2 separate regions of the Mus musculus genome follow, and region 2 is linked to region 1. Evidence: chromatin loops called from intact Hi-C (ENCODE). Cell type or tissue: left cerebral cortex. All regions are shown on one strand. Links, peaks and the distances in the headings refer to the core of each region. The heading gives the core; the rest is flanking DNA. Region 1 has its middle 53 kb from the start of Gm36148. Region 2 has its middle 2.9 kb from the start of Gm36148.

The links. Peaks named below come from ENCODE experiments on the same cell type or tissue, not always from the same donor. Only the 100,000 strongest peaks of a DNase experiment are listed, where the experiment ranks them.
Region 2: a loop joins it to region 1, with 5 times the contacts of the local background. A loop is called at or near these places in 4 of 42 quality-filtered maps.

Annotation. Positions count from the first base shown.
Region 1 is chr1:64,461,608-64,466,992 of GRCm38, reverse strand. No RefSeq gene overlaps it. Among named protein-coding and RNA genes, the nearest start is that of Gm36148, 53 kb to the left of the region's middle. In left cerebral cortex, for the core only: a CTCF peak has its summit at 5,173 (motif pointing right); a DNase peak (open chromatin) is centred at 2,961; H3K27ac peaks cover 300 bases.
Region 2 is chr1:64,511,253-64,516,637 of GRCm38, reverse strand. No RefSeq gene overlaps it. Among named protein-coding and RNA genes, the nearest start is that of Gm36148, 2.9 kb to the left of the region's middle. In left cerebral cortex, for the core only: no CTCF peak of the experiment used is centred there; a DNase peak (open chromatin) is centred at 2,260; H3K27ac peaks cover 2,036 bases.

The DNA.
Region 1 (5,385 bases), core at 325-5,324:
AGATATATATGCCTGCCTATGCTCCCAAGTGCTAGGATTAAAAGTGTCACCAGCAAGTCTTGCAGAACTTGTTAACTTTATCAGGGACCTAAGAGCGAAGGGGAAAGCTTGGGGCTGAGAACAGCTTATTGAGAAACTTCCTTCTGACGTGGAGAACTGGACGTATGTCCTTACCCCGTAGTGTTGCTCTGATATCCCCTCTAGCTTCCTTGACAAGGGGTAGGAAAGGGGGTTCTAATTGTTTGAATATGTATCCCGAAGTCTAAGTGCTGGAACTTAATCTCCAATGCAGCAGGGCTGAGACGTGGGACCTTTAATAGATGTTAGGTCCTGAGAGGTCTCCCTTCAGAAGTGGATTTATGCTGTTCTCAGTGCTGTGGAGAAGGCTACTTATTGCAAGAGGGTTTCCTATAAACCTAACTTCAACTCTCTGTGTGATAATCTTCTGACATGTTACTGCCTAGCAAAAAGGCTTTTTGCCAGATGTAAACCCTCAGGATTAGACTTCACAGCCTCCAGGGCTATGTGTTAGATAACTTCTATTCCTTAAAGCTACCTAGTCTTGAGTCTTCTGTAAGAGCAAGCAAAGTAGACTAAGCAAGGGATTGCCACATTTCTGAGCCTGCCAAGGTCAGCTGGAGTCAGATTCTCAGCTCAGGAGCGCAGTCTTGGGCTTTTATTTCGCGGGGGTTGATGGTCTAGGATTTGGGGGTGTTGTGGGGGCATCAAACCTGCCAGCTCAGATTTCTGAGAAGGACTGGTTCTTGAGCTTCTTTTAGCTGTAGAGTCATCCCTCATTGACTTTGAAAAGCCCTTTAACTTCTCCTTGTTTACTGCTGCACTGTTTCTGAGCTGACTTTCTTTTTAACTCCCCTCCTTTCTTCTGCTCTCCTCAGGGCCTGACACAAGCACTCATCAGGGACTAAAAAGAAAAAATCCTTTGAAGCCATCTCTAAACCTGTGGTATGTATTGGTTCTAATAGGCATTAGAACATACATACAGCTTGTTCAAGACACCCATTAAATGATTTTTCACATTTTCTCAATAAAGATAAAGCATAGAAGAAACACTGTTTATTTTCACCCAAGTTTGCTCCTAACTTAGGCTATTGTTCTTCAGTACATGTTACACTGACATGCAGCTGTATATTATTGGGGCCTAATCACCAATTTTAGTATTTTTGCTAAGGATGTACACATTTCTGCAGGTGCCTATTCTGTGTTTACACTTTCTGCGGGGTTTGTTTTGAGGGTCTCATGGTTTAGCCCAGGTTGGTCTTGAACTTGTCCCACTGCTTCAGTCTCCCAAGTAGTTGAGGTTATGGGCATGTATCACTATGCCTGGCCAGTCACAGTTATGTTTAACTCTGGTTGGTAGCATTATACTGTATAGTCATTAATGGGGGAGAGAAGTTGTGCTCTGAGCTCTTAGGGACAACACCAAGACCTCAGAACATAATTACAAGAGTGAAAGGGGACAGTAGCTATAGCTATTTGTAGTAGAATATGTAAAGGCTGGCTCCATAACCTAGTCTTCTCTTTGCGTATAAGGTGCTCAGTCTATTTAACAAAAACATGGGACACTCCAGTGGCACCTGACATCTCTTTTCTACTTAGAGACAAATGTTCTCCTAGCTGATAACTGCATCTCAGCATGACAGGAAGACAGAACGACCTAGGCAGCTTCATTTAGAGAAACGTAATGGATTCCAGGCTCTTTCCTTATCATGTCAGTAGCTCTTGGAGCATGGAGAGTGAAGAGCAGGCTTGAGCAGGATGAAGCATGTGAAAAGCGTCCCAGCCATTTATTAATAATACTATCAGATTTCTTTGTAGGGGGTCAGCACTGTTTTTAAAAAGTCAGTTTAGTGCCCAGACACTTTGGAAGAACTTAGGCACTGAAGATACGGAGGAATGACATTTTTCCCCCTGAGGTTGCTCAATCTGTACAACGGAAGATGTTAAATTGGGAAAGAGTACAAAAGGAGCGTGATGCTCAAGACAAAGGGGGTAGGAGTTCTCCCTGCAAACTAGCCAATGTTTAAAACAAGGTAATAGAGAAGGTGCCAAAACCCAGTCTTGGAGGACTTTATATGCCACGATAAGGTGGCTCACCCAGCTGGAACGTGGGCAATGCGGAATGTTTGAAAGGACAGGTGCACTGGGGACAGGAAGGACTTGGGTTGTCTTCTATCACACTTCCCTTCATTACTGCCCTGTAGATTCATTGCTAATTAATCCAAGATGGTAGCTGGGGAAGAGAAGGAGAGAAATCAGGGGGGAAAGATACATAATCATGACAGCAGAGCAGGAGGGGTAGCTTGGGTCGGTACATAGGTGGGGGCAACTGGCTGGCACAGTCATTTGTATTTAAGAGATGCATACAATTTACGTATCTGTGAGCCAGAGACTCCCTAGAACATAAATTTCCCATGCTCGGCAGCAATTCATCGGTCCTAAACTTCATCTCTTAGTTATTTATGAGTTCGCAGATCTTGAGTAAATGCCAAGCAAGTTTTGTTTTTCTTTCTTCTTTTTTTTTTTTTTTTGGTAAGTTTGGCTTTTCATTTAATAAGTTTATTTTAGAATATTTTCCCCCAGTGACTGAGTTAAATATGAAACCCTCACAATCAAAGGTGATGGGTGTTGACGGTTGGTGGTAAACAAAACACTTGTTCCACTAAGTCACCAACTAATGCAGACTTAATTACAGGATAGTTAAGCAAGGAGAGAATTGCTTCTTCCTTGGATGTCTGAATGTGAGCGTAGCTGTAGCTGTAGCAGATGGCAGTTTGACACATCAACATTTCAAGGGAGTTCACTCAAGTTAAACTATCCGAGAAGTGCTAAAAATATTAAGCCCGACTTACATACTTCTGCTTCTGCTCTGACTGAAAGATTAACGCTGTAGCTGTGCTAACCAGGACACTCCCAGCATCTGAAAGAACAAGTTGATCCCTTTAGCATTTTCAGAACGGCTATTCCAATTATATGCCTTAGAAGTTGCATAAAGACTTCTCTATGCCACAGCTATGATTTAAGAGTGAAGAAGATTTTTGACTTAGCCAGGTGTGGTGCCACATGTCCATAATGTTAGTACTTGGGAGGTTGTGGGTGTGGGTGTGGGTATGGAGTGTGTGTGGGGTGGTGAGTTTGAGACTGGCTCAGGCTCTGTAGAGTGTCTTAAAATTTCTTTTCTTTTCCAACTCTAAGAACACACTACATAATGTTTCAAACCCAACACTGTCTGGAAGATTCTAGATGTCATAGTAGAGTTTAATTTTGGAGTAAGAAATGCTAACTAAAATTAACTAGAAAAAGTCTACTGGAAGATTATTCAAAAGCTACCTATTAGATGATCTTCGAGAAGAAAATAACGACAAGAGGAGAAAACATGATCAATGATTTCATTTAAAAAAGATGGGAACTTGCAGGGAAAAAAATGTAGCAAATCTGTCTAATTTCCAAGTAATTTCTCAAAATAATCCAACCTGTAAATATTATGCAATGTTCTGTTGGTGATACTTATTTCCTTCAGTGTTTTCTTCCTCCTCCCAGTTTCATATTTCTCCCCACAGTCATTCACCAAGACTTCAAAGAGGTGCTTTTCAAAGTCAGTATGGGAGAGAAACAAGCCTGGGTTCAGCTCATGGCAGAGGGATGCAGCTTCTTGGGCTTCAGTGGGGAAGGTGGGTGATTTACTTACGTGATGTGAGTCTGGAGTGGGCTGCCCAGAGTAGCTACTCAGCCTGGGGAAGCCAGTGAAGACTGGCTGCCTTCCTACTTCTCCATGGCTTGTGTGGCTGCCTAACCAGGCTTTGTCCTGTGCCCCAAAGAAATGGATGGAGCAGAGGCCTTCGAGGTGCATCATTAGGCTATTTATTTGAGATCACTCTAATTTTTTTCCTTTTAAACACAAGCATTCTTAGTCATTAACTTTATTCTTAGAATTACTTTAGCCAAATCTCAGAGGTCCTGGTATGTTGTACTTCTCATTTTCATGTGTTTCTAGGATTTTCTTTAAAGCTTTCTTCCAGATTTCTTAATTGAACCATTGTCATTCAACAAAGTATTATTCCATCTCCAAATATTCAGGTAATTTCTATAGTTTCTCAATTGATTTCTAGTATTAGACCACTGTGATCTGATAAGATAGAAAAAATAACTTTGATTCTTTTGTGCTTGTTAATACTTGCTTTGTGATATAGAATGCAGTCTGTTTTACAGAATATTCTATAGGATGCTTAGAGAGTATGTATTTTATATCTGTTTGATGGATGGACTGTATGTATGTGTGTGTGTATGTGTATATGTGTTTGATGGATGGACTCTCTCTCTATATATATAATATGCATATATATATATATATACTGTGTGTATATAAATGTATACATACACACATATACATATATGCATACACATATACACACATATATGTTTTCAGATATATCTGTTAAGTATGTTTGGTCTATGATATAGTATATAGCTATGAAGCTTCTTTTATGACTTTTATTTGGAGTATTAAAGTCATCTATTATTTTAGCATGACCTGTCAGACCTTTTATATCTATTGGTCTTTGCTTTATTAAATTGGGTGTTCCAGCATTTGGTGCACATCCAGTTGTTTAGTCTTTTAGGTGGGTTGATCTCTTTATTAGTATGCAGTGGCATTCATTATATCTTTTGACTGATTTTGGTTTGAGAACAACTTTATTAGATGTTAAAATACCTATGCCAGGTTCTTTTTAACTTCCATTCACTTGCTGGATTGTTTTCATCCTTTGATTCTCAAGCTGTGTATGTCTTTACTAATAAAATGTGACTCTCAGAGACAACAGATAGAGATAGTTTTTAAATGCAGTTAGCGTCTCGGGTGACTTGAGGCTATTTGTGTTTGTCTTAGTTAAAAGTTTCCATTGCTGTGAAGAGACACCATGACCAAGGCATCTCCTATTTATTTATTTATTTATTTATTTTCGCGACAGGGTTTCTCTGTATAGCCATGGCTGTCCTGGAACTCACTCTGTAGACCAGGCTGGCCGCAAACTCAGAAATTTGCCTGCCTCTGCCTCCCAAGTGCTGAGATTAAAGGCATGCACCACCACTGCCCAACAAAGATTTATTTATTATGTATATAGCCGTCTGCCTGCACACATGTGTGCTGGCCAGAAGAGGGCACTAGACCTCATTATAGGTGGTTATCAGCTGTCATGTGGTTGCTAGGAATTGAACTCAGGATCTCTAGAAGAGTAGCCAGTGCTTTTAACCTCTGAGCCATCTCTCCAGCCCCCAAGGCAACTCTTATAAAGACAAACATTTAGTTGGGGCTGGCTTAACAGTTTGAGAGGTTTAGGTCATTATCGCCATGACGGGAAGCATGGCAGC
Region 2 (5,385 bases), core at 122-5,121, 50 kb before region 1:
GAGATGTTTTGGTAACACTGGAAGATATCGATCAGAGCAGATTTACACCCTAGCAGGAATCCTGATTAGCCAAACCCAGGTATGGGATACTATGTACGGAAAACACAGCCAGGGTCTACATTTGAGAGGGGTAACATTATGTTTAGCCTGTAGTGTTGAGTTCCTGGGCTTCCTCTAATTAATCATGTGGAGGTATCTGACGTATGTGTTCAGACACTTAGAAAGACTTTCTCAAGTTTTCATTTTCTGTTACACTTGCATCAGTGACATCTATCTACGAATAGGGTGAAGGCGAAGATCATTGTATTTAAAACTCCTCCCATCAAGGCTTGGTTCCTCCTCATACACCCTTTTGCAGCAATTTAAGAGACATTTTTCATTTGTGTAGTGACAATAGGAAGGGAGAAATACATTTCTATTTTGCTTCTACTTTGAAACTTTATTTCTGTTGATAATAAAATGCTAAAGCATTACACTCTCTTGGGATTGCCCCCATATTTGTGAGGGTATAACTGACAAATGAAAATTGTGAATATTTACAAAGCAGGGAGTGATGTTTTGATGTATGTGAATTGATTCAATAAGCTGTTAGCATTTTCATTACCAAACATTCTTTTTTAAAAAAGAAATTGTAGTGAGAACTGTCTCAAAAAAATCCATTCTGCAGTGTATGGTACATTATTACTAATTCCAGTCACCACGCTGTGCAAGACATTCCTAGAACTGAAAAGAAGTGTTTTTTAATCTTCCCACTTTCCCACAAGTGAGAGTAAGAACCTCTCACAACAAGAGTCTTGAGTGTAAATGTCCTTTTTCTCTGCATATTTTTCTTTTTTCTTTTTTTGTTTTTTTTGAGACAGGGTTTCTCTGTATATCCCTGGATGTCCTAGAACTCACTTTGTAGACCAGGTTAGCCTTGAACTCAGAAATCCACCTGTCTCTGCCTCCCAAGTGCTGGGACTAAAGGTGTGAGCTATCACCGCCCTGCCCCCTACCTTGTTTAAGGATTTATTTATTTTATGTATGTAAGTACACTGTAGCTGTACAGATGGTTGTAAGCCTTCATGTGGTTGTTGGGAATTGAATTTTTAGGGCCTCTGCTTCCTCCGGTCAGCCACACTTGCTCCAGTCGTTCAGGCCTGAAGATTTATTTATTATTTATTATATGATCTCATTACAGGTGGTTGTGAGCCACCATGTGGTTGCTGGGATTTGAACTCAGGACCTTTGGAAGAGCAGTCAGTGTTCTTACCCACTGAGCCATCTCACCAGCCTGGGAAATGTCTTTTTAATAACCAGATGTCGATGAGAGTGTGTGTGTGTGTCTATGCCTCCTCTGTATAAGGGCCTTGCATTTGGGAATCACATCAAAACACTTCTGATGAGAAGGTTCAGCCTGTAAAAGCAGCTGCCACCAAGTTTGAACCTAATTCAAACCTCAGGGTCCAAGTAGTAGAAGGAGACAATTGACTCCATAGAATTGTCCCCTGACTGCCACATTCACTGTTGGCACATGACCCCACTCCCAAACAAGCAAACAGATGTTTTTAAAAGTCTGTTCAGTCACAAGCCATTGGTTGGAACAGAGTCATCCTCAGTTCTGGTGTCCTTTTAAGACAAGAGACCTTTGGCACATATATTCTCAAATGTGAATGAAGGTGACTGTGATGGCTTGTATATGTTGGGCCTAGGGAGTGGCACTATTAGAGGGTGTGGCCCTGATATAGTGGGTGTGTCATTGTGGGTATGGGCTTTAAGACCCTCATCCTAGCTGCCTATAAGCGAGTATTCTGCTAGCAGCCTTCAGATGAAGATGTAGAACTCTCAGCTCTTTTTGTACCATGCCTCCCTGGATGCTGCCATGTTCCCACCTTGATGATAATGGACAGAACCTCTGAACCTGTAAGCCAGCCCCAATTAAATGCTGTCCTTTATAAGACTTGCCTTGGTCTTGGTGTCTGTTCACAGCAGTAAAACCCTAACTAAGACAGCCTTCCTAACAAATCTGTGATCTTTTGGATTAGACTGTTCATGAACCAAACCTGCAGTATATTACTGTCAGATGCTCTGTAAATGTTACTGTCTTCTCTGTAGTTTATGGCATGGTGTTAAGCATTTTGTTTTTTAGCTGAGGCTTTGAGCCCGGCCGGTAGAAAATGCCTTTGTAACGGTGTATCAGAATTTCTTGTGCTTTTCACAGGAAGCTGGAACTGAATCATCTTCAGAACTTTTATATAACCTGGTCTACCATCTTTAGTTCAAGATTAAGTAAATACCATATGCTCTCGTGGCCTACATCATCCAAGATGTGAAAATCTATAACTGAAACACTGCCTAAGTGGGTCGCTACACTCAGGGATTCTTACTGGAAAGATCCTCTCTTAGTTAAAGTGTCTATTGCTATAACAAAACGCCACGACCAAATAGTTCAGGAGGAAAAGGTTTATTGGACTTACACTTTAGGAAGCCAGGACATGAACTCAAACAGGGCAGAAACCTGGAGGCAGGAGCTGATGGAGAGGCCATGAAGGACTGCTGCTTACTGGTTGTTTCTCATGACTTGCTCAGCTTGCTTGCTTGCTTGCTTGCTTGCTAGCTTGCTTGCTTGCTTGCTTGCTTGCTTGCTTGCTTGCTTGCTTACAGAACCCAGGATCACCAGCCCACGGATGGCTCCACCCACAATGGGCTGGGTCCTCCAGCATCAATCACCAATTAAGAAAATGCTCCACGGGCTTGCCCTCAGCCCAATCTTACAGAGGCATCTACTCAACTGAGGTTTCCTCCTCTCAGATGACTACAATTTGTATCAAGTCGACATAAATCTAGCCAGCACAGATCTGTAATACAAGGTGAGGAAGCCAAAAGAGTTTAACGTACACCCTTCTCTCCCCCTCAGGGCTGGTTTTTATTGTCCCTTCCATATCAGAACTTGTTGAAGCAGAGAAGCAGGGCATCTATCATGCATGTTCACTATTACCCATTCATGCAGTTGTCTAACCCACAATCTATAAATACCTCAAAGACAGGAGCAAGCTTTTAATCATCCTTTTAGCCTCAGTACCCTCCTTGGCCCTAATATAGCCTTTGTCTGTTCATTGGCCTGAGCAGAGGGGAAGAAAACCATTGAACACAGGAGAGGCTGACTTAAGTAGAGAGAGCATCTAGATGTGGGGTGACAGATGGGGACAGGCAGGGAAGGCCCTCACTAAGGATTTGTCCTCAGGTCAGGAATTCCAAGGCTATCTCAGTTTAGTGTACTACACCTATTTTATTGTGATTTGAAGATCCTTCAAGTTGAAGGTGTGTGACAATCCTGTGTGTCACAAATACATCCAAGCCGTCTTTATACCGGCTTATTTTGTGACTCTGGGTCACGTTTTGTTAATTCTCACAGAAATTCAAACTTCTTCATTATTATCTTATGTTGTTTTGGGGTGTCATGAACCTTATTCATATCGGTCAACTCAAATCAGTAAACATTTGTGTTCAGACTGTTTGTTCCCGGTATCCTCCTCTCCTCCAGCCTTCCCAGTCCCTGAGACATAGTAACATTGAAATCAGACCAGTTAGTTTCCCTCCAGTACCCTGAAGGTGTTCTAGGGAAAAGAAGATTGATGAATGCACCTCTTGCTTTAAATCAAAACCTGAAAATCGTTAAGCGTAGGGAGAACAGCGTGTAGAAAAGTCAGGAGAGGCTGAAAGCTAGGCCTCTTGTACCAAGCCACTAAGTAGTAGATGCAACGGTGCCAGTCCAATAGTCTCCTAGCCAAGACCTATCCACAGTAAGACTCCACCTCTCTTCACTTCTACAAAGGCAGAGAGAAGAGAGGAAGCTGCAGAAGATGAGTTTGAACTTCCCAGGACTTAGTTTGTTTGGGGTCAGTAAGAGTGTATGCTCTGGCTTGTTTCCCAGCCCCCACACGAGACCTCTCCTGACCGCCTGTAACTCCAGCTGAGGATGGCGATGGATGCATTTTATGTGTATTTATTCATGTAAAATGTATACAATAAGAGTAAAACAGGGTTGCTATATTTTGCTACTCTTATGCTACACAAATATGAAAATAAAGGGCCTCAAATCTACTGAATACACATTCCTCTTATGAAGAATAGAAATACGGTGGGTATTTCATTTGTATTTATTCATGGGGTATGTACATCCATGTATACTGTGCCTTCTAATATTTTGTAGTCAAAACCAACTAATAGTGTCAGAGCCACAAACTGTACTTCTTATCAATTTTGGTGATGTTTCAGTGTTAACACAATGAATCAGTAAGTTATGAGGTCTAAAATAAAGAGCCAATGACAAGAAAATCAATATTAAGGTGAATCTATTCTATTAACATGAGGAAAGTCCTCACAGCTGGCTGTGAGGCAGTTGAACTTTCAGGGGGGAAGTCACTACTGATGTATTGGAAATAGCAGCTCAAGTAAAAGGCCTGGAAATGGAACTGGACTGCGGCAATCTCATGATAAAACTATAATGGATGAGCTGTTTCTTATGGATGAGCAAAGGTAATAGTCTCAAGAGATTTATCTCAAGAAGTTTATTCCTGGGGGGAGGGGAAGAGACTGTGGGGGCGGTGACTGGGTGTGGGGACAGCGATCTGGATGTAAACTGAATAAGTTAAATAAAATAAAACAAAACAAAATAAAAAAGTTTACTCCTGATGAAGATGTTGAGAGCTATGTTGAAATGATAACACATGTGAATATTAGATAACCTTAGTTAGGAAAGCAGTGATAGGGTTTGACAATATTGGCTCTTAATTTGAAAAAATTTAATGTGATTAAAATTACATAGTTTTATATCTATTTTATATTTATGTATGCCATGTATAAATACATTGTACATATATACAATAGTGTATAATTATACATACATACATACATACATACATACATATCTGGGTGTGGTGGCACTCTCCTGTAATTCAAGCACTTGAAAGATGGACAGGACAATCAGGGGTTCAAAGTTACCCTTAGCTATTTCTCAATTCAAGACCAGCCTGGGTTATTTGGAAGGGTCAACGAACAAATGCTACCAAACAACCTCACAGGCTACAGAAGTAGTTCGTGAAAAGAAGAGTTAATATTTTCCAGACTTTACTAACTTCTTATTTGAAGAAATTTCTGTATCCACCCTACTTTCAGCAAGCAACTTGCCAGTCAGCAGCCTTCAACATCCAGGCAAAACCTTCCACCAGAAAAAAACATTACTACTCGCTAAAGACTCTGATGATGCGCAGCAATTTTAAACAATGAGCTACTTTGACATTAATGCATTATGCTAATTACTTGGCTTTCTGTGAGAAAAAAAAAAATACCTGGCCACTGCAACTTGAGGGAGGGAGGTTTTGGTTCACAGCTAGAAGGTTCAGT